Regions from separate parts of the Homo sapiens genome. Here region 1 is linked to region 2. Evidence: chromatin loops called from intact Hi-C (ENCODE). Cell type or tissue: GM12878. All regions are shown on one strand. Links, peaks and the distances in the headings refer to the core of each region. The heading gives the core; the rest is flanking DNA. Region 1 has its middle 17 kb from the start of TMEM154. Region 2 overlaps TMEM154 (transmembrane protein 154).

Evidence for each region. Peaks named below come from ENCODE experiments on the same cell type or tissue, not always from the same donor. Only the 100,000 strongest peaks of a DNase experiment are listed, where the experiment ranks them.
Region 1: a loop joins it to region 2, with 4 times the contacts of the local background. A loop is called at or near these places in 8 of 110 quality-filtered maps.

The regions. Positions count from the first base shown.
Region 1 is chr4:152,689,181-152,704,956 of GRCh38, forward strand. No RefSeq gene overlaps it. Among named protein-coding and RNA genes, the nearest start is that of TMEM154, 17 kb to the left of the region's middle. RefSeq lists enhancers at 7,754-7,983, 8,014-8,063, 11,535-12,046. In GM12878, for the core only: a CTCF peak has its summit at 9,357; a DNase peak (open chromatin) is centred at 8,790; H3K27ac peaks cover 862 bases.
Region 2 is chr4:152,635,395-152,651,170 of GRCh38, forward strand. It overlaps TMEM154 (transmembrane protein 154), which reads right to left. Exons shown (of 7, transcript NM_152680.3): 4 at 9,021-9,048; 5 at 7,694-7,779; 6 at 5,534-5,591. Among named protein-coding and RNA genes, the nearest start is that of TMEM154, 37 kb to the right of the region's middle. RefSeq lists enhancers at 7,820-7,889, 9,035-9,094. In GM12878, for the core only: no CTCF peak of the experiment used is centred there; a DNase peak (open chromatin) is centred at 8,277; H3K4me3 peaks cover 1,363 bases; H3K27ac peaks cover 2,391 bases.

The DNA.
Region 1 (15,776 bases), core at 8,282-10,781, 55 kb after region 2:
CAACCTCTGCTTCCCAGGTTCAAGCGATTCTCCTGTCTTAGGCTCCTGAGTAGCTGGGATTACAGGCTCCCATCACCACGCCCGACTAATTGTGTGTGTGTGTGTGTGTGTGTATTTTTAGTAGAGACAGGGTTTTACCATGTTGGCCAGGCTGGTCTTGAACTCCTGACCTCAGGTGATCCACCCCCCTCAGCCTCCCAAAGTGTTTGGATTACAGGCGTAAGCCACTGCACCTGGCCATGAAGTTTTGTTGCAAAAGATTCTGTGGACAGAATCCAGAGAAGCTACTGAGTCCATACATAGATAACTGGAAGCATATCTTTATGAAATATCGGTGTGGGATAGGGGAAGGCATCCCAACATGGAATTTTTTTAAAGCCTTATTTGATGACCAGAAAAGACTGTGGGTGAGGCTGGAGGCACAGTTGGAGGGGAAAGATGGAAGGGTGACCAGAATGCAACTCTAAAAGCTCATTCCAAACCCCAGGGGTTCTCGACTGGGGTATTTGTTAATGTCTGGAGACATTTTCAGTTGTCACAACTTGGTGGTGCTACTGGCATCTAGTGGGTAGACATCCTGTAACACAGAGGCCAGCCCCCAACCACAAAGAATTCTTTCACCCCAAATGTCAGAAGTATGCAGCGTGAGAAACCCTGTACTAAAAAGTGAATAATGAGATTGCTGAGCAGTTAATGCCTCACATTGTGTGTGCTTTACAGTTTACTAGGTGTTTCCACATCCATTTGCTCCTCATCACAAACCTAGTGGGTTGGCAGGGCAGACTTCTCTATTTCCCTGTGGCTGCTGAGGAAGTAGAAGTTCAGAGACTGATCCAAGGGCACACAGCCTGGAGTCCAGGTGTTTGGCCCTGTCTCCACACTCTGCTGACTCTCCTGTCCCATGTGGCATACCAAAGTCATCTTTGAACGAGATGCTTGGGTGAATATGTGCCATGCCCCAGAAGGTGACAGGGAGAGGGGCTGCCAATGAAGCAAAAGTAGAAAACTCACAGTGCCAGGGGTGACATTACTGAAAGGGACTGATGGAAAATTGCTCAAGTGCCAGTGAAACAGCTACAATGGTTTCCCCTTTGGTGGTGGCTCTTGGTCACATTTTGTCATACACCCACAGGAGTTTTTGATACACAGAGACCTGAAAGCGCTTGGCTTGTTCAAGGAAGGACAATTACATGCAGTTAGAAAGTGGAGGTGATGAAAGAGATGTGGCGGACAGTGAGGTTGGAAAGCAGAGACACGATCCTGGAGATCAAGTGAAAAATAGAACTAGATTAGGTGTCGTCCAAAAAAAACCACCTAATTGGCCAAACTGTAGAAAGGAGAGCTTTATTGGAGATAACTGGTTTACAAGCTGAGAAGATAAAATGTGGATTGAAGGTGCTATCTCTTTGAAGAGGGGAAGGACAGGTTGGGTTTTATGCCTTGCACAGCCTGTATCACACATATTCAGCAGGTTTGGGGGCAAAAGTTGTATTTATAAGGGGAGCAAAGTGCATGCACAATGGGTAAACATATGTAATATATATCCTGTGTTCACTTTGGGGTGGGGTTTTAGCATTAAAATGAGGTGGAATTTGGCTGTTTACATCAAAAAGTGAACTATAGGACACAAAAACTGTTTGTATGCAGCCTTTATAAGCTGCCTGAAACTGGCTTAAGGTCTGCAATTGCTTATCAGAAAAGAATGTTTGTAAGGCCAGTCCTCTGTCCAGTCAGAGTCATAGTGGCCTGGGTTGTAAATCAGAGTTAGGAGGGGTATTGTTAGTGTGTTTAATAAGAGTGTGTGTGTGTGTGTGTGTGTGTGTGTTTGTAGCTATAGAAATTTAGAAATTTCTACACGCCAGCCAGGTCCTGAACCCTCAACCTGTAGGAAACTTTTGTTTCCTTAACCTTGGGGTCAATCATAACTGGTGAAGGAGCATCTATTTTGGTATTGCAGATCACAGTCAGCAACCACGAGCCCTGGACATTTTGAAGGGCAGTAGTGACATGAGTTGACCAGTGTTTTAGAAAGTCTCCACTACATGAAGGACATTTTCTTTGAAATCACATTTATTCCTCTTGCCCATATTATAAAACTGATTGCTTTTAAAAGCATTGCATTTGATGTCGGTGGGTTTTCACTGAGGGCTGAGTACTCTGCTACAATTTGGATGACAGAACTTACAGAGAAATTGGAAGCAGATGAAAATAGCATCCTGCACAGGCTGTCCTTTTGGGTGCCTATTTAAATACATAGTAAGTGAAGTCATAGCACAAACACTCTTACGAGCAGCCATCACCTGACACTAACCCAAATAGGTTTATTACTACAATGCTACATTCAAATGAACCAAAATAGCCTACAGTGTGTACACAGGGTATCTAGTGTCATTTACATTTGCTGTCTCTGAAATGGAGTTCATCACCCTAAAAAGTGTAAGAAAGGAAAGCACTTAATTGCTCATGGTATCATGCTGTGCACCAAACCCAATAGTGACTGTCTTTACCTTTTAATTACTTACAACTCATATTTTAATAAACATTTTAATATTTTTTTGGGTAATACATGCTCACTGTAGATAAACTGGAAAAATGCAGATAAGTAAAAGGCAGAAAATAAAAGAGTCACCCACTATTCACCACAATACATTTCTTTCCAGAGTTATTATCTAAATTGCCCTTCTAAACACATTAATCATGGTGCCTTTTATTCCTAACTTCCTCTTACAGTTTCAGAGAAGATGCATCAGGATACTTTATTGTTCTAAAGTAAACACTGCTTAGATCAAAGGTGGCACTTGACCCAAAGCCATCCAGTGATCCACAAGGTAGCGGGCCTGAGGTCATCTGCCCTAGAGGAGTGATAATGAGCAAATCTAACTTGTCCTTCTGAAATCTGGACTGAAGGATTTGTGGCCCATTGGCCAATTGGCAGTGAAAAGGGTGAAACTCACAAACATGGAGCTAGAAGGACAGGTCAACGAGAGAGAACACCTGGGTCAGATGAGAGGGCGACACAGAGAGAATCAGCGGTAGGGCTGAGAGTGTGCTAGGTCCATCCACAGATAGCCTTATAATAAAGCCCCTCTTTCCTTTCCCCTTAAGGCAGTTAGACACTGTTTTTGTTTTGTATAATCAAAAGTGCTACATGGGCCACGCACGGTGGCTCACACCTGTAATCCCAGCATTTTGGGAGGCTGAGGTCGAAAGATCGCTTGAGCCCAGGAGTTCAAGACCAGCCTGAATGTGGTGAAACCCTGCTCTACAAAAAAATACAAAAATTAGCCAGGCTTGGAGGCACACACCTGTGGTCCCAGCTACTGCGGAGGCTGAGGTGGGAGGATCTCTTGAGCCTGAGAGGCAGAGGTTGCACTGAGCCAAGATAGCATCATTGCATTCCAGTCTGGGCAACAGACAGACCCTGTCTCAAAAAAGAAAAAAAAGTGCAATATGCTCAATTTTATTTTAGGGTTCCCAGTCATTAGCAGGAAATGGACATGAAGTAAATCTTAATGTTTATGCAAATGAAATAATTCACCTGTTCTCTCAAACAAAATTATACTGTATTCAAGATCTTGGGAAACTCCAGGTAAAATGTCATGATTCCCAACCTCAAGGAACTTATTATGAGATATAACTATAAATATCTACAGACAAATAAAAATATAGTTATTTTAAGAAGGGTAAAATGACATACTTCATTGAGGATGCTTTTGGCTTCAAGCAACAGAAAACCTCACTTAAAATGCTTAAAAAACGGAATCTCACATTAAAAAAAGTCCTAGTCAGGCATGGTGGCACACCTGTAGTCCCAGCTGCTAGTGAGTCTGAGGCAGGAGGATTGCTTGAGCCCAGTATTTCAGGTCCAGCCTGGGCAACATAACGAGACTCCATCTCTTTAAAAAAAAAAAAAAGTCTGCAGATAAAGCAGTTCCAGGGCTTACTGGTCCAATGAATGCCTAAACACCATCATCAAGGACATGGGTTCCTTCTGTCTTTCTGCTCTGCCATCTTCAAAATTTTATTGACTTTTGGTCCTAAGGTTTGTTTCCTCATAGATGCCAGGTGACTATTTCTCTTCCAAGGATCAAACCCTTACACAACAGTGTCTGAAGTTTGGAAAAGATGATGTTTCTGAGTTATAAGAAAAACTCTCAGAGCCCACTAGCCGGCTTCCCTTCGCACTCCATCACCATTGTCACTGGCAACGGAAATGGAATTATCTAATTGGTTTAGCCTAATCAAGAATCACCCCTGAGACTGGAGAGGGGTGCGTGAAACACATGGTTACCCAATACCTCAACAAAATAGGGGTTTGGTTAACAGAAAGAGGGGGGCGGCACAAAATGATTCTTGAGTGGGCAACTAAGGGTGTCTGTCATATATGGTTTAAAAGGGCAAATTTAAAAACTACTGATGGGGGTTGGGGAGATGTTGGTCAAAGGATACAAAATTTCAGTTAGATAGACAATAAGTTCAAGAGAGCTATCATGAACTTATTTTAGAACAGGGTGAGAATAGTTAATAACAATGTATTGAATTCTCAAAAACTACTTCAAAAAGTGGGGGAAATGACTAGTAAAACAAAAATGGAGTAAAAATTAGAGTTAAAATTAGTATAAGAATCTAGATTAAAATACAGATTAAGAAAAAATTTAAATATCACATAGTTTAATGAAAAGAAGAAAAAAAGCTGAGGAAAATTGAGATCTAACTGAAATATTAAATCCAGAAAACTAAGATATCAAAAAGATGAAACGATAAAATAAATTAAGCCCAGCAGTTCTCAAAGGATGGTTCTTTGGCCAGAAGCACCAGCATAAACTGGGAACTTGCTAGAAATGCAAATACTGGGCTCCACCCCAGGGCTACTGAATCAGAAACCTTGCGGGTGGGGCCCAGCAATCTGTTTTAACAAGTCCTCCAGAACCAACAGGATCCCCAGGAGTTGATGTAGCTAACACTTCTGAATCCAAAGAAAAATAGACACTTTAAAACATTAAAAATTGTAAAATGAGGCCAGCGCGGTGGCTCATGCCTGTAATCCCAGCACTTTGAGAGGCCCAGGCGGGCAGATCACCTGAGGTCAGGAGTTCGAGACCAGCCTGGCCAACATGGTGAAACCCTGTCTCTGTTAAAAATACAAAAATTAGCCAGGTTGGTGGTACATGCCTGTAATCCCAGCTACTACTTGGCAGGCTGAGGCAGGAGAATCGCTTGAACCCAGGAGGCGGAGGTTGCAGTGAGCCGAGATTGTGCCACTGCACTCCAGCCTGAGCAACAGAGCGAGACTCTGTGTCAAAAAAAAAAAAATTGTAAAATGAAAAAAAATCAGTAGGCAAAAGGGCCAAATAAAAATCAGCATCTAGACCGATTCCAGGGTTAACATCTTTTTGCTGGGCAAACACGGTTCTCTGAGCCACTTTACCCCTTCCCACTCCCCTGGCCCCATGTCCTGACTGACCACCTAGTTGGTTGCCCTACCAAAGTTAAAATGAGCGGTTCTCATTCTGGCTACACTTTAGAATCACCTGGAGAATATTTAAATAATGTGGATAAACCAGCCCCTTCCTCAAACCAAGCAAGTCAGAACCTTGAGGGTGAGGACCTGGCCTCTGTATTTTTAGGAAATCTCTTAAGTGCTCCTATTGTACAGCCATGGTTTTGAACCATTGGCTTAGAGCTTCTAGGTTGAGAGGTGAGGGTTGAAGAGGCCTCTTGGCTCTTGATAGCTTCCTTGACCTCACACTTGCTGCCCATGTTCCTCAACAGCCTGGCTATAAGCTTTGGAGAAAACATAAAACAAGTATGCACGCAGCTCACATCTTTTCTCCAGCAGGTCTACGTATACCTGCCCTGCATACCAACATCTGACCCTCAAATTACTCCATCTGGATCCCAGATTGTGGGCTCTCAGTATGGAAAAGCATAGGCCAATGTTGAAATTCTTGACTGATGTCTCTTGTGCTTTCTAAACACTGATGGGGCTGGGCATGGTGGCTTATGATTATAATCCCAACACTTTGGGAGACTGAGTAGGGGGATCGCTTGAGCACAGGAGGTTGAGACTGCAGTGAGCCATGATCTCGCCACTGCACTCCAGCCTGGGTAACAGTGAGACTCTGTCTCTTAAAAATAAATAAATAAATAAATAAATAAACACTGATGGGAACATAATGTCCTCATTTCCAGCCTGGGCCAGTCCACCTCATAGGGAGCAACCCTAATTTTACATATGTATAAAATATTATACAGATGGTCCCCAACTTATAATGGTTCAACATATGATTTTTTTGACTTTACACTTGGTTTATTATTAGATGGATTTTCGGCTTATGATATTTTCAACTTATGATGGGCTTATTGGGACATATACCCATCATAAGTCAAGGAGCATCTCTACATACTATGTAATTATAATATTATACGTAAATTCTTTTACGCATAATTATATGTTATATGTAATTATTAGATATGTGTGTGTATATACACATATATACACATATGAAAAATGAAAATAATATATATTTTAGTGGCCTAGGAGGGGGCCTGAGCATTTTAGAAGGTTCTCAGGTGATTTTCCTGGGCAGCCAGCATTGAGAACCACTGATTTAGAGTGAAACATTCATAAACTCAGATCTCTGGATAAGAAAATATAACATATTTAAAATAGAAGAGAGAAATACAGGTAACAAAAGTTCCCAAATAATGTCAGTGGGAAGAAAGCCTGGACTTTGCTTACTCTCTCTTCACGCTCTCAAGAGGTGTGTCCACAAAGCACTCTCAATAGCTCCCGTAGCAACATTGATTCTTCCACTGGACCTTCATCTTTTCATGGTGGCCCAAAGGCTTTGCTCTCCCTCTCTCCCTGGTAGGGAGCTTGGTTCCATTGCTTCTTCATATTTGCCTTCTGACTCCCGCTAAGCCTCACCTGAACCAGCAGACACAAATATTGTTCCTGAGGTGTCTTCCTACCTCAAGGCTCAATTGAGCTGAACTTCCCTAGAAATGACAAAGCAAGATACAAGAGAGATGGGCCCTAACAGACCAGTGAGCAGCCATGGCGGTTTAACAGACAAAAAGAGGATGGAGGGGGCTGGGAGAGAGGGCGACCACCTGTCCTGGTTTGCCTAGTTCCAAGGGCTAAAACTGAGACAGTCCTGAACAGTCCTATGACCAAGCACAGCTTTGTGTCTTGCAGGAGACGACACTTTCATGTGGGTCTATGAGACCTCATTGAACACAAGCATTTTATATTTTATTTGTTTTGTGAGCATGCTAAGAGTTAATTTTCCAATTTTCTTTTTTCTTTTTTTTAATTAAACAATAGATGTGTCAACCATCGAAAAACTTAAATATTCAGAGAAGCAAGAAAAAAACAAATGAAATCACTTGTAATCTCACTTTCCAAGGAAAATTACTTTTAAGATACTGGTGTTTCTCCTTCCAATCTTTTTATGAGCATTTATTCTAAATATCTGTGCAAATATAAATATATTAAATTTACTTTCTATTTAGGAAATCAAAGAAGTTGGGAGAATAGAAAAGATCATTAGACACAAACAAAAGATGGTACACAAAGGGAAATGAAAATAAAACATGAATGACAAGAGAAGTTAGGGTAAAACTGATCCACACCAGTGCTTCTCCAGGAGCCATAGCCTTGATCTGAGGCATCAGGGCAGTGCTTTGTCCGTGGAGTGTGCTAGAACCATGAGGTCATCCTCTCTGATGGTGGTCACCCTCTCTGATGGTTCTATTACTTTTAATTGCAAAAACAGCAATTGCTTTTGCACCAGCCTAATAAGTATATGCTGGGCTCCAGAACTGAAGAGGACTGAACGTCATAGGAGGCTGTGGCTAAAGAAACTGGAAATGGTTCAGAGAAGAGAAACCAAGATGACTAATAAAGGGGAGCACAATGAAGCCTTTGAGCAGAGGTGAAAGAAAGCACAACTGTGCGGCCGGAAAGAAAGGAGGGCTGAGACAACGTAATACCATTCATGTAGATGAGGGGTGTGCACCTCTAAGGGGTGACTTGCTGTTCTCTATTTTCACTGAGGACTGAAAAAGGAGAACAAATAATAAACATTACTCTGTATGTCTAAGGGTTTTTTACTTTGCCAGAATTTTTTTTTTTCCCAGTGACTGATATCATCCTTACATTTTGAGATACTGACTGTCCTTGCACAGGGATTTAGGTTTGCATAGGAGAAACTACCACGGTGGCTGTTAAAGCATCCAGTGAGATTTTCCAAGGAGGGCACAGACTCTTCTTTCAATGATCAAAATAGAACCATTCTTCATCACATAGGGATGCTTTCTACATTGCCCTGCCTAAGAACCAAGAATAGTAAGTATACATTCCATTTCTAGAATACATTAATTGAATGTCTTTCTCCTTTCTAAACTCATTGGGCCTGTGAAACAATCATTTGAGGTCACGAGGAAGATATTATCTTCCCATTGTCCAGGTGAGAAAATGAAGGTTTAGAGGAAGGAAGTGACCTGCCCAAGGCCCCACAGTGAATGGTAAGCTAGAGTATATTCCAGATCTAGGGATTCTGGGTTTCCAGGACTCTTGCCACACTAGTCAATCTCTGAGATCAGAATCACCTGCAGGGCTTGTTGAAACACGGATTGCTGGATCCAGCCCCAGAGTTTCTGATTCTGTAGGTCTTGGGTGGGGCCTGAGAATTTGCATTTCCAACAAGCTCCAGGTAATGCTGCTGCTGTCTGGGAACCACACTCTGAGAATGACTGTGTTATACCACACCTGCCAGCCAACTAGAGCTGTGAAAGGAAAACACTTCAGTAAGACCTCAAACCCAGAGAATTTTCATTCAGACCTCAGACTCAGAGAAGTTTTATTTAACTTGAAAAATCATCTGCATGAAACTCACTAATTTCTGACCACCTTCCAAGCAACTGGCCCCTGTGTTATCAGAACACATTAGCACACAAGTCCACTCACAGTGCAGAGTCCAAGCCTCGCTTCCACACACTTTCCCAGAGCAATACAACCCAAAGAGGTAGAAGTGGAGCAGGGGAACTAAGAAATATTGAGCACTTATTCTATGACAGGCAGTGTTCAGAGTCTTGTATAACTCCTTATTTTATGTTTACAGTCACTCTGATAGAGAAACAATTATTCCCATTTTACAGAGGAAGAAATTGAGGCTCAAAAGGGTTACACAACTTTCCTAGGAAAACAACTAGAATATTCAGCTTCCAAACTATATATTTTTTTGACATCACAGATTCAACTATTTTAGATCCATTCCCTAACTTGTATTCTATCCACCCTAATTTTTAGCCCCTTAGCACATTTCTCTCCCCCATTCTTCAGGGTTAGTGAGCCTCCCGTCTTCAGCCTATGGGCATTGCACTTAATTTCTTTCTAATTCATAAAGCTCTTTTCTGAACTTTGGTGCCAGAATCATTTAGGACTTATTGGTTGTCTATTTAGCTTGATGCAAAGACCTAACCTAGAGGGAATTAGTTGGGTAAATTGTGGCACATCCTTATGCTGTTGTACATGGACATAAAAAATGGTTGTGATATATTTGAATTTTATTTTATTTTATTTTTACTTGTCTTTGTCAGGCAATATATTTGAATTTTAAAAAGCAAGTTACAATCATGCACAGTGTACTACTTTTTGTTAAAAAAAAAAAAAAACCACATGCATGCAAAAATGCACATTCACACATTGCAACCTACACAGCCTAGAAGAGTATACACCAAAATGTGAGCAATGATGAACTCAGAGTGGTGAAATTATGGGTGACTTTTACATTTTCTTTATTTTGTTTTTCTAAATGTTATGATTTTTCTTTTCTTTTTTTTCTGTCTCTTTATTAGAGACAGAGTTTCACCATGTTGCCCAGGCTGGTCTCAAACTCCTGAGCTCAGGCCATCCATCCACCTCAAACTTCCACACTGCTGGGATTACAGGTGTGAGCCACCATGACTGGACAAAATGTTATGATTTTTCTTGATAGATATGTGTAAGAAGCTTCTTCACCTGCCTTAAACTTCTTATCCTTCTCTCTTCACACTGAGTTCTTTACAAGCTCCTGGTGTTTATTCTCCTAATTAAATATTTAGTTCTATATTCTTCTCTATGCAAGAAAAGAAGAGTTCTTTGGGAGCAGGAAGGAAAAAAACATCCTCCCACCTATGTCCAATTCAAGGAGAAAACAAGCTGGCTACCAAAACTCCCCTGGGGCTCGTGTTTTCTATGCATGGTGAGAACACTATTCAAGGACGTCTAAGAACTGAGCATATATAATAATTATCTCTTTAGGGTTCTTAGGCTCTGCAGGGCATGCATAAGAGTGGAATACACCAACTCATAAATCTAAATGATTTATAACAACATTATATATACCACAATAAATACTTAAAGAAATAAATGAACAAAACTTAGACTTTGCAGTAGTGCTTTAAAAACATTCAAAAATTAATAGCTACAGTTCGAAGCCCTAGATAGAGTAGTAAATTCTCTATCCGTGTAAGTCTTCTAGAGACCCTGGTACAGTGAAGGCTCAAAGCTGTGCAGGTTGGAAGGAGGATTCTGCAGTGTTAAGCCAGGGCCCTTTGGAATGAGCCTCAGGTCCAGGCCTTTTCCAGTGGAGATCTTTCTCCAGCAGAACACAAACCATCAGGTGAATGACCTGGGTTGGGGTAAATTCATTCGGTCACACCCCATGCCTTGGGCCAAACCATGCACCCAGTTAAAGGGAATGGGTGGCTATTTCTGTATCCCCAAGAATAAAACCAACTGTGACCTCTAATGCTATTGGGGCTAGAAAGGGAAGAAATATGCCTTCTTTCATGTGAATTCATGTAAGGGATGAGGATGGGGAATCATTCACTGAGCAAAGATAATTATTTGCAACTAGAACATCCCTAAGCCTGCAAATAAATCTTCAGAATAAGACCATGAGAGTAAAAGCAATTTCTGGCCCAGGTCTCATGCCCTAAGCACTTCACCTAGACAATCCTCCTGAGAAAAACAAAAAAGTCACTCCTTCCCTAGGCCTGCTGGTTCTGGCCTGGAGGCTGGTTGCTTAAACCAATGATTGTTTTCTAGAGAGCTGTCAGGGAGAGCAAAAGTAATGAAATCATTTCATGTTCTTTATCTGGGAGAGTCAGCCTGTGGCATTCTCAGCACTTCTCTTGAGCTGTATCTATCACTGTCAGACTGTCTTGTGGGAGTGGGGCATGCAGATTAAAAATGACTTCACAGCCCCTCCCTCGCAGGTTAGGGAGCATGACATCTATTGGCAGCTGGGCATCTGATGGCTGAGAGCCAGGCACCACATTGCTACATTTCCACTGGGTCCTTGCTGAAAATATTTCTCCTGAATAATATCTTGGCCCTAATGTTGAACCAACTCCATCCCAGACTCACATCCTCTCTGAGATGATCTTTTGGTGATCTTCCACTCTCCACTGTAGCTTTTCTTCCTACCGCAAATTCAACACTGTAGCAGATTTCCCATGGTGTATTGTTATCGGGGGACCTGCCCCGATAATCACGTAGGTTCTTTTCTATTTTCCTAAGCGTCGACTGGCTTGAGAAATAAAAGGACAGAGTACAAAAGAGAGAAATTTTAAAGCTGGGCGTCCGTGGGAGACATCACACATTGGTAGGATCCGTGATGCCCCACAAGCCACAAAACCAGCAAGTTTTTATTAGGGATTTTCAAAAGGGGAGGGAGTGTGCGAATAGGTGTGGGTGACAGACATCAAGTACTTAAAAGGGTAATAGAATATCAAAAGGCAAGTGGAGGCAGGGCGAGATCACAGGACCACAGGACTGAAACGAAATTAAAATTGCTAATGAAGTTTTGGGCACCATTGTCATTGATAACATCTTATCAGGAGACAGGGTTTTGAGATCAACCGGTATGACGAAAATTTATTAGGCGGGAATTTCCTCTTCCTAATAAGCCTGGGAGCGGTATGGGAGACTGGAGTTTATTGCACCTCTGTAATCTCGACCATAAGAGACAGGTACGCCCCGGGGGGCCAGTTCAGAGACCTACCCCTAGGTGCGCATTCTCTTTCTCAGGGACGTTCCATGCTGAGAAAAGGAATTCAGAGATATTTCTCTCATTTACTTTTGAAAGAAGAGAAATATGGCTCTGTTCTGCCTGGCTCACCGGCAGTCAGAATTTAAGGTTATCTCTCTTATTCCCTGAACAATTGCTGTTATCCTGTTCTTTTTTCAGGGTGCCCACATTTCATATCGGTCAAACACACATGCTGTACAATTTGTGTACTTAACGCAATTATTACAAGGTCCTGAGACGATATACATCCTTCTCGGCTGACAGGATTAAGAGATTAAAGTAAAGACAGGCATAGGAAATCACAAGGGTATTGATTGGGGAAGTGATAAGTGTCCATGAAATCTTTACAATTTATGTTTAGAGATTGCAGTAAAGACAGGCATAAGAAATTACAAAAGTATTAATTTGGGGAACTAATAAATGTCCATAAAATCTTCACAATCCACGTTCTTCTGTCATGGCTTCAGCCGGTTCCTCCATTTGGGATCCCTGACTTCCTGCAACATATTGTAAATATGTTTAAGATTTTCTGTATATTGTGATGTTTTGACATCTTAACCTTTCTGGCTGGGGAGAGATTACCCCTCCAGGAGCTAGCCAATTCTTAGAGGTAGCAAAGGACCCAGAGGGGAACATGCCTTTGATAAGCAGACTAACCAGTCCAGAGCCATATCTCCTCTACCTGGCCCTCAGGAGGCAATATTCCATGATTTAATCATCCCCGGGCCTGGTATCAGGAACCTAGGACCACCACTACAGCTCGGAGCCCACCAAAATTATATCTAAACCAGCCAATACCACACTGTCCACCCTGCTCTGCCTCGACATTCCCTCAGAAACCCCAATCAAGCCACTGGCCTAATGTGTAAATACTTAATGGATGGCAAACTAGCACATGAAAAGATGTTCGACGTCATTTACCATTGGCAAAATGCAAGTTAAAACTACAACAAGGCCAGGCGCGGTGGCTAACGCCTGTAATCCCAGCACTTTGGGAGGCCCAGGCAGGTAGACCACCTGAGGTCAGGAGTTCGAGACCAGCCTGACCAACATGGAGAAACCCTGTCTCTACCAAAAGGTACAAAAAAATTAGCCAGACATGAAGGTGTGTGCCTTTAGTCCCAGCTACTTGAGAGGCTGAGGAAAGAGGATCACTCAACCCCGGAAGACAGAGGTTGCAGTGACCTGAGATCGAGCTACTACAGTCCAGCCTGGGTGACACAGCAAGACTCTGTCTCAAACAAACAAACAAACAAACAAAAAACACAACAGGATACCACCACACAGCTACTAGGATGGCTCTAATTCTGTCACCCAGGCTGGAGTGCAGTGGTGCAATCTCGGCTCGCTGCAACCTCTGCCTCCTGGGCTCAGGCTCAGGTGATTCTCTCACCTCAGCCTCCCAAATAGCTGGGACTATGTGCGTGCACCAACCACCACACCCATTTTTTTGTATTTTTTTAGAGATGGGGTTTTGACATATTGCCCAGGCTGGTCTCGAACTCCTGGACTCAAGTGATCTGCCTTCCTTGGCTTCCCAAAGTGCTGGGATTATAGGCATGAGCCATCACAACCATCCAAATGGCTTAAAAACTGGCTGAGCACAATGGCTCATACCAGTGAGGTCTCTTGAGTCAGAAGTTCAAGACCAGCCTGGGTAACATAGAGAGATCACTGACTCTACAAAATATTTTAAAATTAGCCACACATGGTGAGTGGCACAGGCCTGTAGTTCCAGCCTCTCAGGAGGCTGAGGCAGGAGGATTGCTTGAGCCTGGGAGGTGGAGACTACAGCGAGCCATGATTCTGCCACTGCACTCCAGCCTGGGCGACAGAACAAGACCTTGTCTCAAAAAAATATTTAAATAAATGAATAAATAAATAAAAACTAACTAACAATAAATGCTAAGTGCTGGTCAGGATGTTGTGAAGCAGTTGGAACTCTCTTCTACTGCTAATCGGATATAAAATGGTACAACCACTTTGGAAAACAGTTTGACAGTTTCTTTTTACAGTTAAACATGCACTTACCATGTGACCCAACAATCTCACTCCTAACTGAAATAAAATCCTTTGTTCACATAACAAACTTTGCATGAATGTTAATGGTGGCTTTATTTAAAATTTTCAAGGTCTGGAAACCCAAATGTCCTTCAACTGAAATGGATGAACAAACTATGGTACATCTGTACAATGAAATATTACTTAGTAATACAAAGGAATGAATTAGTGATTCATGCTGCAACATGGATAAACCTCAAAAACATGCTAAATGAAAGAAGCCAGACTCAAAAGTCTGCATACTATTTGATTACAGATTTATGGTTTAGTCTGCATCTTCTAGAGTTTTATTTATGCAAAAGCAAATATTTAGGGACAGAAAACAGACCAGTAGTTGCCAGGGACTGGGGGTAGGGGAGAGGGGTTGACTAGAGGAATCTGAGAAAATCCTGGGAGTAATGGAGTGGATCTATATCTTAATTTTACTGATGGTTACACTACGGTACACATTCATCAAAACTCACTGACCTATTCACTTAGGATGAATTTTGCCATATGGAAATTACACTTTAATCTTCAAAATATGAAGCCAGCATTGGCATTTGTCTTCGGTGTAAATTCCTGTGATGCCGTATCTATGTTCAGTCTTCTTCAGTGGGGCTTGTCCATGCTTCTCTCTCCCCTCTCAGAGTCACTGAAACAAATGCAGGTTTCCCACAGGCTTCCAGCCCTGGAGGAAATTGCTATGGCTGCTTAGTTAGCAGAAGTGACACTAGTAAAGAAAGCCAGCTTGGGATGCTGGCTAAATAGACAGGGAAGGGGCTCTGTCAGAGCTGCCCTTTATACACGGTAACATATCCTCAGTGATCACACAGAGAGTGGAAGTCACTGAGGTTGAGCATGGCCACCATAAGCCGTTTCTCACCTAGGCTCCAGGGTGAAAGGGATTGGAAGCAGCCCTGCCTACCAGGTGGTCAGCACCTGACAAGCTTAAGTAGGCCCCCAAATCCAGCTAACTCCATTCTTCCCTCATCCCAAAAAAGTACTGCATGTCATGGGGCCACTGTCCTTGTGAGCAATGCCGCACTCTTCAGCCAAACAGCCATCTGACTTTGACTTAGAAAAGGCAGAGCCAGGCATCACTCCAAATGGATAGACCCCAAATGTCCCTTGTTTCCATGATGGGCAAGGTCCATTTCAGAGCCAGTTTGGGAAGGTGGCTTCTCTCCATCACAGGAAGCATATGTTTCTGGAAGCCAGCCTTCCACTGGTTCTGGAAAGAATCCTTTGGACCAGAGATGAAGTGGGGCCTGGATTGCTCTGCCAGATGAGTTCCTGTCCGGTCAGCCATGCCCAGGGTGGAGCCCTACCAAGGCAGACCACTTCCCTACCGCGCGGAGGCCAATGGGGGCCAGGATGTGCACCTGACTTCCTGCTTCCACCTTGCCCCAGCTCTGGGCTTCCAGGCTTCTCTCCATTATTTTTCTCTTGTCGTTTGTTCCTAGATCTTGGCTACTCTGACCAGCAGCTTTCTCTCTCTCTCTGTCTATTAAATGGCATTATTAAGGTATAATTGACATGAAATAAGCTGAGCATTTAACTGTACAATTTGATAAATTTTGACATTCATATATACCCAGGTAACCATCACCACCAAATCAAGATAGAGAACACATCCATCACCCCCAAAAG
Region 2 (15,776 bases), core at 7,267-9,766:
ACGAACCTGCCATGTGAACTTGAACAAGCCACTTAACCTCTCTGAGTTCTAAGTTTACTCAAATTATTTTATTTTTAACTGGTTGTTTTGACATGATGTAGACAGTGTCAGGCACATATTAAGTGCTCAATAAATGTCTTTTGAAAACCTACATCAAAAATTATACTTTCTCAAAAAATGACAAAGAGAAGGGATGAAACAGGAAGAAATCCACAAAATTCTCTATTAAACTAACCTAAATTTTTCCTGAAAAATAGTGAAGCAACTCCTTTTTATAATGACATCGAGCTCAGAAACATAAACTATAGAATAAACAGTAGAATTATTATAAGAACAGATATACTGTCACTCTCTCTTAGTTAATTTCTTAGGCACTAGCATATAGAAAATGTGATGTAAATGTCTTACTATTGCTGTAATTATTACTGTATTTTCAAAATTATAAATCCACTTGAGCAGAACCACATCTAATTCTTTCCCTAATCTTTCCCTATGTTGCTGCTTAATGTAAAATCATCCCTGTGGTCAAGAGATATAAGAGGAAAGAAGACAGGCATTTGGCTAATATTTGCGATTCCTTGTCTGTGGTTATTCATCTGAGATTGCAGAGACAGAAACACGAAGCTTTCAGGAAACCGTCTAACTACAAATGCCTCCAGAAGAAGGAAGAGGCTGGCTAGATTGGAAGAGTCATGATAAAAGGGACTTTTTCTTGTTTGCACCACTATCTAGTGGCATTTGGGAGGGTGTTGTGAGTGTGGGGTTAGGCAATAAGGGAGTGTGTTTTCTACACAGAAGTTAAAACAATAATAAAACCAACCAAAAGGATCTGTTTTCTGTCGTTACCATGTGTTGGCAATGCTTAACCAGATCAGGGATGAAATTCTCTTCAACTTGAGGGCAGACCCCTCCTAGCACCCTCCTCCCACTGACACTTTGCCCCTGGGCAGTGCCAGGCACATAGCAGGTATGAATCACGGAAAAGATGCTAAGATGGAAAATAAGAATATGAAACACTCCCCTCCCCCATGATTCCTTTGTTGCTTTTCCTATTGATTTCTTTCAAACATGAAAACCATAGTGTCCACTTCTCATAGTATTTTGTACATCTCTGGTCCTTATTAAAATCCTGTGCTGTCTTTCGGATTCCATAGCTCAGGAAGAATATCCATTCAATGAGGACAGAGGAAAGTAATGAACAAGACTGGCCAATGAGACAAGGATAAAGTTCTGAAAGGCCTGAGATTACAGACCCTAACAAGACAAGCTTGAAGAGTTGAAGTCTTTGCACACAATGTGGTATATTCAGTGTAGGATGGTTATCAGATTGACTCCCTTTTCCCAGAAGCATGGTGGTCGTAGGTTCTATGGACTTAATAGATAACAGAGGTTCTATGTCAGGCATGTCTTTCTAGCATCAAGGAAAGTGGAACCCTGTAAATGAATTCCAGAAGGCTTTGTTTATCAGGAGAAAGGAGAAGTGTGTCTTCCACTAAATTCAATTTTTAATGACTGTTACATACTTTCTGAAGCATTAAATTCACCTGTATACTACTTCAATGACAGAGGAAGAATCATGCACAAGGTAAAAGCCAATGGAAAACTTTGGGTGATAATGGTGTGTCAATGTAGGTTGATTGATTGTGATAAATGTAGAACTCTGATGGGGGACGTTGATAATGGGGGAGGCTGTGCATGTGTGAGGGCAGAGGGTATATGGGAACTCTGTATTTTCTGCTCAATTTTGCTGTAAACCTAAAACTGCCCTAAAAATAATCTTTTAAAATCCCAGTGTGGGAGGGGGAAGAACAATTGCCACTGCATAAGAATAATTAGTTTCACTTGCGTGGTGCTTTAAAACTTAGCTACTGCCGGGTGCGGTGTCTCACGCCTGTAATCCCAGCGCTTTGGGAGGCTGAGGTGGATGGATCACCTGAGGTCAGGAGTTCAAGGCCAGCCTGACCAATGTGGTGAAACCCCATTTCTATTAAAAATACAAAATTAGCCAGGCGTGGTGGTGGGTACCTGTAATCCCAGCTACTTGGGAGGCTGAGGCAGGAGAACTGCTTGAACCCAGGAGGCAGAGGCTGCAGTTAGCCAAGATTGCACCATTGCACTCCAGCATGGGCAACAAGAATGAAACTCAGTCTCGAAAAAAAAAAATTAAGATAAAAATAAAACCTAGCTAGGTGGTTTCATTCTCTTATATCATCCTGTGAAACTAGAAGGACAGATGTTCTTATTTCCATTTTTCAAGATGAAGAAATTAAAACTCAGAGAGCTAAAGTGACTTGTTTTAGTCTAAAGAACAAACAAGCATTCAAATTAGGTCTTAAAATGAGTCTTCTAAGTCCAATGACCCACAAATGCACTTTCCACCTGTATCTATAACAATTCACAAGCTTTTAGAGAAAAAAGAAATCTTATTTTTGTCCCAGGGTAGATACTCAAAGTAAACATTTTATGGATTATCAATTTAATTAAAACATTAGGATAGGAAAAAGAAATGTACATAAAATTATGACAGAAAAGAAAGATTATCCAAATTATAAGGTGTTACTATCCTTTTAAAAACTTCAGACTGGGCGAGGCACAGTGGCTCACTCCTGTCATCCCAACACTTTGGGAGGCCAAGGCAGCAGAAGGATTGCTTGAGCCCAAAAGTTTGAAAGCAGCCTGAGCAACATAAGGAGACCCTGTCACCACAATAAAGTAAAATAAAATTAGCCAGGCATGGTGGACAAACCTGTGGTCCCAACTACTCTGGAGGCTAAGTTGGGAGAATCATTTAGGCCCAGGAGGTTGAGGCTACAGTGAGCTGGGATCACACCACTGCACTCCAGCCTAGACAACAGAATGAGAGTCTGTCTCTACACAAAACAACAAAACACCAAAAAACTCCAGAGTGATAAGTGGACTATTCTGAAATCACCAACATTAATGGGCCTATGCCAGTAATTAAGGAGAACTGAAAGTCTCATAGTAGATCAAACAAATTCCTGATTTCCCAGGATTGGTAGGTCCAGAAAGAAACCACCAGGGAACACAGGGACAAAAATAATGCTTCGCCCACCAGTATTGATGTGTCTGGGTCTTAGGATACAGGCTTAGGATAAAGGAAGTGAATTTTTTTTTAATCCAGTGAGCTGGGTCTTAGTATAAAGGCAGTGAGTTTCTGTACATCAGTCCTAACTTCCTAATAATTATACTAGCAATAACCAGTGCTTATTGAGAACTTACTTTGTTCTGGGCTTTGTTCTAAATCCAATGTACTTTTCTTAGATTTTTTAATGAATAAAAAATTAACTTTGCAATATCATAATAACCTTTGAAGTAATCAGAAAGTGCCTAGTGGTACAAAGATCTGGGACTTGCCATTCTTGGTTCTCGAATGCTGGTGCTGGCATTACGAGAGGGCATAAAGTGAAGGCCTGACAGCCATCCTGTGAATGCCACACAGCTCTGGACCCACAGTGGAATGTAGACCTTCCCTTTTAAAACAATCATTTAACTATGTGAAGGCTCTAGCTCATTTTCTCATTATTTCAAAAATCTGACTTTTTTTTTTTGAAACAGAATTTCTTTCACTCTTGTTGCCTAGGCTGGAGTGCAATGGTGTGATCAGTGCTCACTGCAATCTCCGCCTTCCCAGTTGAAGGGATTCTCCTGCTTCAGCCTCCCAAGTAGCTGGGATTACAGGTGCCCGCCACAACGCCTGGCTAATTTTTGTATTTTTAGTAGAGATGGAGTTTTACCATGTGGGCCAGGCTGGTCTCGAACTCCTGGCCTCAGGTGATCTGCCTGCCTCAGCCTCCCAAAGTGTTGGAATTACAGGCATGAGCCACATTGCCTGGCCAAAAATCTGATTTTTAAGAAGATTTCACTGCCATACAATTCTGTAATGTTAAGCTTCTTCCATGTTGCCAACAATTTCAAAGAGCAAAAGGCAGGAATGTAAAAACCACTGAGGGTAGTTTTTAGCATCATTGAGGTTGCTCATCAGTGATAGAGTAATAAGATACTTAAGATATTTATGGAGTTTTAGTAGTGATCTGAGCCCTATACCAGACATATATAGTTACATATTTCCAGGTAAGATCAAAACATGGGGAAAATATTCCTTTGTAATATTCCCCCTGGCATTGTTGTTTTCTTCCACCTGCTTGTTAATCAATCTCTCTCTCTCTCTCTCTCCCCCTCTCTCTCCCTCTCTCTCTCCCCATTTCTTTTAGAGACAGGGTCTTGCTCTTGCTTGTTGCCCAGGCTGGAATGCAGTGGTACAATCATAGCTCACTACAATCCTGAAATCCTGGGCTCAAGCAATCCTCTCACATCAGCCTCTCAAGTAACTAGGACTACAGGCAAGCGCCACCAAGCATGACCTGGAATCTCTTTTAAATAGGATAGAATCCTTCCTGAACTGGCAATAATCTTAACATGAAAATGCCTAGGGTGGTGATATTGACCTAAATCTACAATAGGTATAGACTTTGGCATCAGAGCTGAGGTTTGTCTGAGTAAGACTGTGGTGGTGTGATGTGAGGAGAGATTTGGGATGGTGAATTCTTAAGTGAGGTTTAGGGGGGAGACGCAGGAAAAGGGTCCGAAGATAAACATCTGACTGCCCCCAACCATTGCCTAATAATCAGTATTCCCTCGCGATGCTCAGGCTTCAGGGGTTGCCTGGTGACAAGTGACTGACTGGCACCAGACTTCTGGTGAACATGGAGGGAGAGGATTTATCCTGCCTGAAGGTTTATTCCATTTATTCCAACAGAAGTGTGATATCTCAGGCATAGGCTCAAGTTTTCTTCTCTCCGGGTGTCCATGAGTGTTTGCTGCCAACAACTCAGTACCTCCAAGGTCACAGCAGAGCTCTGCAGAGCCAGTCCCCAACCTTCTGAACCATCCAACCTTTTTCCTTAGAACACTTCCCATGTCCTGACAAAACAGTTCTCTAATCAAAACACCCCAAATGTGGTCATTTCTATCCTCACAAAAGATAATATAATTTAAAATGAGATTGTGGAATGCTAAACTATACACCCAAACCCCAAAGCACTAAAATTTTTCTATCAACCAGAGCCACCTAGTGGTAAAATGGAACATTTTTTAAAAATTCCCATTTATTTTCTCACTCTAGTTTACAGTTACCCACTTTAAGACTGTCGCCTCCATCTGTTTTCCTTACCAAACATCTATTTATCCAAGGTAAACAAACCTACAGTTTGTCATAATTGGAAAGCTTTATGACTAAAACAGAAGCTGAAGCAACAGTGTCTCTTTAGAAGGGCAAGAAAATGTCAATACTCATTTATTTCTAAAGATAAAGAGTCCTAGGATATTTACTTTGTGGCCTTCTATTTTCTGTAACACACTTCCTCTTCTCCACACTATGCACATATCCAGCCGCGTAAATGATCTCATACGAATTATAGGCACGGAGGAGGTAAGCAAAAAGTGTTCCACCCTGGTTCCCAATCCCCCCGCCCCCCGCCATATACATGTAATCTGTGGTAGAAATGAGAAGTACCTTGGGTTGTGATTTGATTCCTTCTCTTCCTTCAAGGTAGGTAAACATTCAAAGTCGGCTAGGACAGAATAAAAGCAAACTCATTGTTAGTTACTGAAATCGTATTTTCTATCCACAAACCTGATACAGTTAAATACCATAGTTCTCTGATCTGCGTGGTTACTTGCACAAAAATGGCCTCACCAAGGAGTGATAGTGATGAAAAGATTAATGATGTCAAGGCTCTTGAAATGGAAAAAGCACTAATAACACAGATGCAAAACTTCAACATGCCTCTGACACTGGAAAGGACACAATTCATCACTGCTTGGTTATTCTGTCCCTGCAGCACCCCAGTGCTCCAAAAGCTAGAATCTGCATGTCTCAGGATAGACAGTGGAATAAGATGGCTTCGCCTGAGGTTCCAACGTGTCTGCAGAATGATTTCCATCAGATTGCACGGTAGGAAAGAATTGGGTAAAGTGGGAAAACAGCTGATCTTCCTATGGTCATGAGTTCTTTTCTATTACACCACTCGTTATTTTTAAGGGCAAAAAAATTCTTTGATTCTATCACCTATGTGTCAAAATAACTCAGCTTTAGTTGTCAAATAGAAATGCCTTTTCCAGTTTTCTGGTTTTAGTGAGTATGACAGAATCATGATTTTATATTTCACAAAATCTCTGGCACAAAACGTAATACAACAACATAGCAAGAAGAGATTGCCTTTCTGTGGTGAATTTTTTTCTTCTACCTTTTTTTTTTTTTTTTTTGCATTTTCCAAATTCTACTATGTATGCATATTACTTTTAGCAACTGAAAAACAACAAAACGAGACTCCTGAAGGACTATCTCAATGACCCGCCCCATCCTCAAATAGAATGGCTTTACAGAGTCCTTCTTTCCTCAATATGAAAAACTGTTAGAAATTGTACAAGTTAGCTGAGTGGCTCTTTTTTGAAATCACACCTTGATAAGCCTCTGGTAGCAATAATTCTTTTTTTTTTTTTTTTTTTTTTTTTTTTTTTTTTGTTGAGATGGAGTCTCGCTCTGTCACCCAGGCTGGAGTGCAGTGGCACAATCTCGGCTCACTGCAACCTCCGCCTCCTGGGTTCAAGCTATTCTCCTGCCTCAGCCTCCCTAGTAGCTGGGAGTACAGACATGTGCCACACCCAGCTAATTTTGTATTTTCAGTAGAGATGGTGTTTCACCATGTTGGCCAGGCTGGTTTCGAACTCCTGACCTCAGGTTATCCACCCGCCTCGGCCTCCAAAAGTGCTGGGATTATAGGCGTGAGCCACCGTGCCTGGCCTGGTAGTAATAGTTCTTATAACCAGTCTCTGAATTTTCTAACTCTACTGTAGAGTGTTGAATTTGACAGACCCTAGGGTATTTTTTTAAGATAAATGGTAAAAAATACAAATGACATGATAATGCTGGGTTTTATTCATTTAATCTAAGTAGTAAAAATAATTAATTTTTAAAGGGAATTTGAAAAAGAAAAAGCAGCTGTCATCATTTTAAAGTCCCATTATTGATTTACTAAAAAGTAAGGAACATATACTTCCATTACTGCCAGATATCAATTGGAAATTGTTATATGGGGTATGTATATCACCATCTACATGAGCAATGTCCAATAGAGCATTCTAAAGTGATAGAAATATTCTACATTACACTGTCCACTTAGTAGCCATTGGCTACTAAACACTCAATATTTTTTAATTTTAATTTTAATTAATTTAAATTTAAATAGCCACATTTGGTGATTATCTATTACGTTGAACAGCACAGATCTATGGATACTACATTTGATAAAGTTTTATATCCATAGTCAGTTTAAAATTGTAGATCTTTAAATTCTGTAATGTATAAGGTAATGCCAGATGCTAACTTTTTCCAGATCATTTGGCCTCAGAGATTTCCTTTCTTGAATAAAATACCATTTTCTGCTTCAAAAAGACCATTTCAACAACTTGTACAGAAATAAAAACAAGTGGCAACAATTAAGCTGAATATTTAAGTATTGTCAGACCAGGTTTATTATCTGCATGTACCAGATCTAATGTGGGATTGGGTTCTTCTGTCTCACTCCAGGATTTATTGAGATATTTATAAAGCTGTTGCAGCCTTCTGTTACTAGAGAGGAAAGAAAAAAAACAACTTTAGGTTACCACATACCATTTCTATTCATGCTGTTCATCCATTTATCAAGCTCTTCCATTTCAATTTCCATAACAGAGGGTGTATCTTCCTCAAAAATAGGGCTAGAAATAGAGAGCAAAAGACTTGTTAGAAAGAAATGTGAAAGATGCCTAATTTCATTTGGAAAGAGACTAGAATGCTGATCCTGAGGAAGATGAACTTGATTCAGTGCCTTATGCTCTAGGGAAGCCTGGGGGCTTGCCCTATTCCAAACTACCAAACTTTAATAGGAAGAAAGGCTACCACACAAACAAACATACATTTATCACAGGTCCAAAAGTGGGGTGCCCACAGGCCCAACAAGTGGACAAAAAAGGGAACCCAGGAGGCTGACTGCTCCCCTGAAGGTGCAAAGTCAAGTCTGCAAGGCTCCCAGGGTGAGGCCCTTCCGGGGAGTTGCCATATGAAGCATTTTAGCCTTGCTTAATTTCACTTCCTGTTCCTTGGGGTTTTTTGATCAGTGCCCCAGGTCAAGAGGCCACTGTCAACAGGCTACAGTTATCACCTGTCCCTTCAATTCCCAGGCCTTTCTCTCTTGGAGAAATGGAGCAGTTGCTTTCAGAAATTCACCGCCCTCACTTGCAGAAGCTCAAAGTGCACAGTCAGGGGACAGAGTCCGTGGTTAGTGGAGATGGGGTTGGGGAAGGATGGACCACCAGCTCTGAAAGCAGCGTAGGCGGTACACTGCGTAGAGGAAGCGATAAAGTTTCTAAACCAGGAGGCTGCTTGGAAGATGGGGAGGATATGGCATCACCCCAGAACATGCTTCTGAGTGGAGGCTTGTTTTTCTCTCTCCCACCCCTCCTTCCCTCCCTCCTCTCCCTTCCTCCTGCTCCTCCCACTCTTCCCTTCTCCTCCTCTCTCTCTCCCATCCCTGGGGGTTCTTGCTGTGTGAACTTCTGCTTCGACCAGGGCTCCCTGCTAAATACCAGCTCAAGTATCTTTCCTGGTGATAAAATTTCTAATCAGAGTAAATGAACCAATGTCCTTGAAATACAGCTAGGGATAGAATATTTAACTGCTATGCACTTGAAATTGGTAGCAGTCAGGATTCTTTTCTGAATGTAGGACAATGAAATAAAACAGATGCCAAGCTGTCTTTGCCCAGATCACACTCACACGCTGGATAGGGTTTGGGGATGCCAGCACATCCTCCCTCAGGCTGCCAAGGATCTCCAACCCCGCCTGGGAAGCAGGAGAGTCCCGCAAGATGTCAGAACAAAAACACCTGAAAAGGCAGCTGTCCACCTTAACAGTTGCTGTTCACACCCCAGGTGGATCAGAAGCAGCAGGGAAAACTTACACTTTCACGTTTTCACTTCCCAGTTCATCTAAAAGGAAATGAACATAAAGGTCATGTTAGCTTTGTTCTTCTGTAACAACTTTTAATTTCAACAACAGCTGAAGTCTCCTTTACAAAGAGAGCAAAATGACATTAAGTAACATTTTTAAAGGAGCGATCATTAACTTAGAGTCAAAGAAGTGTGGATTGCCATATTAAAACGAGGTCCTAATCCGTGTGAAATCTGCTTTCTTTTAGATGTGGATGGTCTGCTGAGAACGCTCACTTCAGACCAGATGTTCATCCGTCTTTATTTTTTACATCCACAAGAAGAGGAAAACATTGGTAAGGAAAGGCAAGGGAGGGTGAAACAAGAGGGCTTGCTCCTTGGCCTCCTTCAGTAAAATGTCCCAGATCTAAAGGCTGCTGCTTCATCTCCTGTGATACACCATGCTGAACACTGTGACACTGTGCCTCACTCCTGGTGGAGGATGTGGGATCTTCCATCAAGGGCTCCCCTTGGAATTTTCCTTTTACCCCTGCTCTTGGCATGGCTGGATCCCTCACAACTTCAGGGTCCCAGCTTAAATACTCTTTCCTCGGGGAGGCCTTCCCCACCTACTCTATTTAAAGAAGGGCCCATCTTTCCTGTTGCTCCCCAGCTCAGCACCTTGCTTGCATCTTTCATAATATTGGCCACAATTTCTCATTGGTCAACCCGTCTGTTTGATTTTTTTTTTTCTGTCTGTCTCTCTCACTAGACAAAGTACAAAGGGGCAGGGATCGTGTCTGTCTTATTTATCGTGGTATCCCCTCAGCTCTGAGCCAGCTACCACAGTACCTTGTAAATGCCTAGTCAATATCAGTGGAATAAATGATTAGGTGTTAACCTCAATTGTCCAGCACTGGGGTTCAATTCATGTCCAATATTTCAGACTTAGCATAGTGAAACTTCCAACAAGCCTGTTTTTAGTTCCTGTTGGTTGAGGTGAGAGTCAGGTAACTGTTTACAAAATGGCTGTAATGCACATCAGACTCCAAATGAACAAGTGGTGAGAATTGGAGCCTGATGTCCCAGCTGAAGCCCTGTTTCATTTGGCAGGAGAACCAACACATCCAGAGAAATGAGGCAATGATGTTGAGTGGATAGCATAGGCCTGCTGCACCATTCATCATGTGAAACCTATTGAAAAGCAAACCACTTTGTAGGGGCCCACCAAATAGTCAGAGGTTTCTGATCCTTGGCACTTAAAGGCCTCCTATTGTCTGTCCTGGAGAAATGGAGGTCCTCAGTGAAGGAACACAACCAGCAGACACCTGGAACTGAGTTCCTGGCAGCAGTGAGCTGCTGTAATTTCCTGTGGGTTGGCAAGCTTGAATGGCATTGCTAATCCAGGAAAGCTGGGCACAGATGTAAGTTTCATGCCATCACCGCTTGCCTTCCAGGAGCTGCAGGCTATGTCCTCCTGCCCTCCAGTAGGCATCTAAAGCTTCCTGCAGATGCCTGACTCCTCAGAAACTTAGATGGGGGAAAGGAGAATACACACACACACACACACACACACACACACACACACACACACACAGACACCACAAACCCACACTTTCTATCTAAAATATAAAGGCTATTTCCTTAAGGAATTTTAATATAAATAAAGCTCCTACACAATTGAACATCCCTGCAGGTGACCCGTAAAGCTCCTCCTGTTTTGTCACTCCCTCCTCCTCCCTCTCCCTTTTCCCCTGCTGAATAAACCCCTGACTATTTTCCCAGACAGCAAGTGGCTGCATGGCCCCACCGTTGTGGGCATGGATATATCTTTATAATCCGGGTTCCCCACAGGCTTCAGGGTGAGCAAAAGCTAGCCTGCAAGCAGATGAAGGAAAACTTTTAAAAGCCATCACAAAAGTGCTCCAGATGCACCAAATGTGAAGCTCCTGTAATCAGTTTGAAAACAGAGCAAAAAGCTTTCTACGGCCTCATCTTCCCTGCTCCATGGCTATTACCTCTGCTCCAGCCACCATGGCAACAGAAAAACATCTGGGAGGGCACACAAAGAGCAGAGCATTAAACCAGGAGGAAGACCAATTACTTGTCCTCAGCAATCAGGCCCTGCCCGCTCCACTCCACCTGGCCTATATATATTTATGAATAGCCACCTATTCCCTTTGCAACCAGGAGGCAAATGCAGCTCTTACAAAGCTCCATCTCAAACCCCTATTCCATTTTCCCTCCAACAATCCTTCCATTTCATCTCCTCCAACCCACTTTGTCCTCCTCCTTCAGTTCCTACTTCCCCCCCACTTAGCCTGACAGTACTCTCCTCTCAGATCCTCTCCTCTGTGCATTCGATAGTGGGGTTGTCTGGTGGAGGCTAGGGGAGGGCAGGAGCTACAGGAGCCTCTGGCTTCCTTTTCTTGTTTCCACGCTGAGCAGTGAGCAAGAGAAAGAGTCTCTTTCCAGAAGATTTACTGAGTAAGCCAGGCATCATGTAGCCACAGCCTGTTTAAAGGGGTAGTTTATCGCCCGCTGTTTTCCCTGCAGCTCTTTCAGAGAGACCTCACACATCAAGACACTGCAAATTTCATACCAGGAGGTCTAGGAAGAATGAGAGCAGAACATCACGTTACTACATCATGTTTCCCTTTCCCTGAACATGAAATGGACAAGCCCAAAGGAAAAAGTAATTTCCAATCAGATGAAGTGTTCTAAAAGTTTTGGCCAAGTCCTCTCCCATTGTCAAATTTAAAGACTTATTTCCTAGTATAGTATAACAGACCAGGCTCTACCCAAGTGCAGTAAGAAACAGTATGTCTGCTTCTAACTTCCCAGGGGACATAGTGTGCAGGTGTCCATGCTCTCCTATAAAGCATTTCTGTGGGAGCTTTCCAAGCAAAACGCTGGTATGACCTTCCATGATAGTTGTATTTTACCTGAAAAAAAATCAAATTTTGCTCATGTAAATATTCTGCTTTTATTAACTTTTAGCATTCAGTTTTTCTGAAAAGTTGTCCATCTGTTAAGCAGTTAGTGATCACGTCTGTGTTAAAGCATTGGCTGATAAGAGAAAAAAATTCAAATAAAACTCTCCATCAAAAACTTTTGTGATAAGCCAATTGTTTTGAAATGCTAAGTTTTCTCTGTTGTTTTTTTTAAAGTTAGGCATATTTAAGGTAAAAATAATGTACCAATTTTTAGTAAGGATAATGTACAAATTTGACTTTCCCTCTGAGCGTAGATGTTCTTTAATAAACATTCTAATGTTCTTTAATTAAGTCACTTATTCAACAAACATATACAAGCAGCTAGTGTGTGTTGGGCTAGGCGTTGAGTTAGGTAAAGGGATGATAATAAGCTAGCACTTAGCACTTATGCCAGGTACTGATTTTTTCTAAGTGATTTGCCTATATAAACCATTTAATTCTCACAACTCTATGAGGTGGGTATTGAATTTGCCCATTTTACAGATGAAGAAACTTAATCAGAGAGTCACGGTGCCAGGAAGTGCAAGCCAACCAAGCAGTGTGTGTGGTTTGAGTCTGGACTCTCAACCTCAATGCCACACTGTCACACAAGACAAATAAGACTAGCTCTTGGTTCTCCTGGACCTTAACGACCACATCACCCAGAAAGAAAAGAAGAAAAAAGAGAAGGAAGGAAGGAAGGGAAACAAGTCACCAACTTATGACAATGTGAATACTGTGAACAAAGAGTGTGAACAAAGTATTCTGAGAGCACAGAAGAGATGGTAATTAATTTTTCCTAGGGGAGGATTATTCAAGGCTTCCTAAAAACTGGGCCCTAGCAGGGGGGCGTGGTGGCTCACACCTGTAATCCCAGTGCTTTGGGAGGCTGAGGTGGGAGGATCACTTGAGCCTAGGAGTTTGAGACTTGCCTGAGCAACATAGCAAGACTCCATCTCTACAAAACGTTTTTTAAAAATGTCAAAAACTACTCAGGCATGGTGGCACAGGCCTGTGGTACCAGCTACTCTGTAGGCTGAGGTGGGAGGATCACTTGAGCCCAGGAGTTTGAGGCTGCAGTGAGCTATGATTGTGCCACCGCATTCCAGCCGGGGTAACAGAGCAAGGCCCTGTCTCTTAAACAAAACAAAAACAGACCTGGGCCCTGGAAAAAGGGATGGCAGTTTGCCAAGCAGACAGGAAGAAAATTCCAGACAGAAGAAATGGTATCAACCAGGCATGGAGGCATCCTGAAAGTCAAGTCAAGTTCTGGGAATAGCAAATACTTCAAGTGTTGTTAGAGTGGAGGATGCATGGACCATGTCTGAGGTTGAGGCTGGCTCTCGCTTGTAAATGGCTTTTGAACCTTGAGACTTTCACAATGAAATTCAATGAAAAATCAATTTCTGGATTTGGAGCCTAAGAGCCTCACCATGTGAGTGGATACCTCCAACATCCCCCCACCCCTTGAGTCCATTAGGTAAAACCAGTCATGGTTTGGGGAAGGAAATTATGACTTTTCCTGAATTTTAAAAAATTTAAAAAGCTCTGTTTGCTTTTTTTTCTTAAGCTTAGAAAGAAGCCTCCATATGACCATGTTATTAGGAAGTCCTGAAATTTCAAGCAGTGGAGAAACATGTATTTCCCACTTCTTTGGAATCTATTATATGGGCCTCTGCCATGAAAGGAAATACTCTTCGGGGCTTCTTCCCCAGCTCACATTTGCCTCATCTGCTGACTGTGAAAGATTCCTCTGGCACAGAGACAGTGAGGTGGGCATGTGGGACAAGGGCATGGCCCCAAAGCCAGAGGTGCCCTGTCATGGGTGTGAGGGACATAAAGTGAGTTTTGTATACATGTATGACTATGTATTGTATTAGAGACGTTCCTATCCTTTGAGTAACTTTTTGGAAAGACTATAAAGGCTTTAACTTAAAAATCGAATCCGAGCGAGTTTTACTGGCACAAGCCAAAAGTACCCAAGTCTGCTTTAGACCTAGAACTACCCTGACTCCTAGCACGTGATGCTCCTTGAATCACAACTGAATACTCTCAAAGTGGGTCTCTGACTGAGGGAATTTTCTATAATTGGTTTTCGGATTGATGTTAGTAATCTTTAGACAGTTGAAGAATTTGATTATAAAAGTTAGCATAGCTTCAATGGGAATAAGAACAATGCTTCCTCCAGGACTTTTCAAGATCAAATTGGGATGTGGGGTGGGGGAGAAAATAAAATCTGTAACAGAAATATAGATGAAAGAATGCTCTTCTGGTGGTGATGACCCCAAGGCCTCTAGCCTTCCCATCCCTAACCCTAATCTGACTCACTCCTTGATCAGCCTTTCTCTTTCCCCAGTGATGGGAAATGTTATACTGGCTTATTGGCTAAAATTATACAGGATCCTCATCTGGATTAGGGTCAAAGATGGCAGCAGTAGAAAAGCATCCCCCAGAAATATGCAGGTTCAGGTCCAGACCACTGCAATAAAGTGAGTATTGCAATAAAGCAAGTCACATTAATTTTTTAGTTTCCAAATGCATAAAAAGTTATGTTTTTCCTACAATGTAACCTATTAAGTGTGCAACATTGTGTCTACAGAGACAATGTATATACCTTAATTTAAAATACTTCATTGCTAGAAAATGCTAACGATCATCTGAGCCTTCCGCAAGTTGTAATTATTTTTCTGGCGGAGGGTCTTGCCTTGATGTTGATGGTTGCTGACTGATCAGGGTGGTGGTTGCTGATGGTTGGGAAGGCTGTGGCAATGTCTTAAAGTAAGATCACAATGAAATGTGTCACATTGATTGACTCTCTTTCACAAAGATTTCTCTGTAGCATACAATGCTTTGTTTGATAGCATTTTATCTGCAATAGAATTCTTTCACAATTGGAGACGATTCTCACAAAACCTGCCGCTGCTCTACCAACTATGTTTATGGAATATTCTAAATCCTCTGTTGTCATTTCAACAATGTTCATGGCATCTTCACTAGGAGTAGATTCCATCTCAAAAAAAAAAACAAAACTCTTTGTTCATTCAGAAGAAGCAATTTCTCAGCCACTTAACGTTTTATCATGAGATTGCAGCAATTCCATGGCATCTTCAGGCTTCACTTCTTATCCTAGTTCTCTTGTTCTTTCTACCACATCTGCAGTGACCCCTCCACTCAAGTCTTGAACCCCTCAAAGTCATTCATGGGTCTTGGAATCAACGTCTTCCAAAATACTGTTGATGTTGATATTTTGATCTCCTCCTATGAATCGGAAATGTTCTTAATGGCATCTAGAATGGTGAATTCTTCCCAGAAGATTCCTTCCCAGATTTATCAGAGGACTCACCATCTATGGCAGCTATGGCCTTACAAAATGTATGTCTTAAACAATAAGACTTGAAATTCAAAATGACTCCTTAATCCATGGGCTGCAGAATGGATATTGTATCAGCAGGCATGAAAACGTTAGTCTCCTTGTACATCTCCACCAGGCCTCTTGGGTGACCAGGTGCATTGTCAATGAGCAGTAATATTTTTAGTGGAATCTTGTATTTTGAGCAGTAGACCTTAACAGTGGACTTAAATTATTCAGTAAACCATGCTATAAACAAATGTGCTAACATCCAGGCTTGGTTGTTCCACTTACAGAGCACAGGCAGAGTAGATTTAGCATAATTCTTAAGAGCTGTCAGATTTTCAGAATGGTAAACAAGAATTGACTTTAAGTCACCAACTACATTAGCTTCTAACAGGAGAGTCAGCATATCTTTTGAAGCTTTGAAGCCAGGCAGTGATTTCTCCTCTCTAGCTATTAAT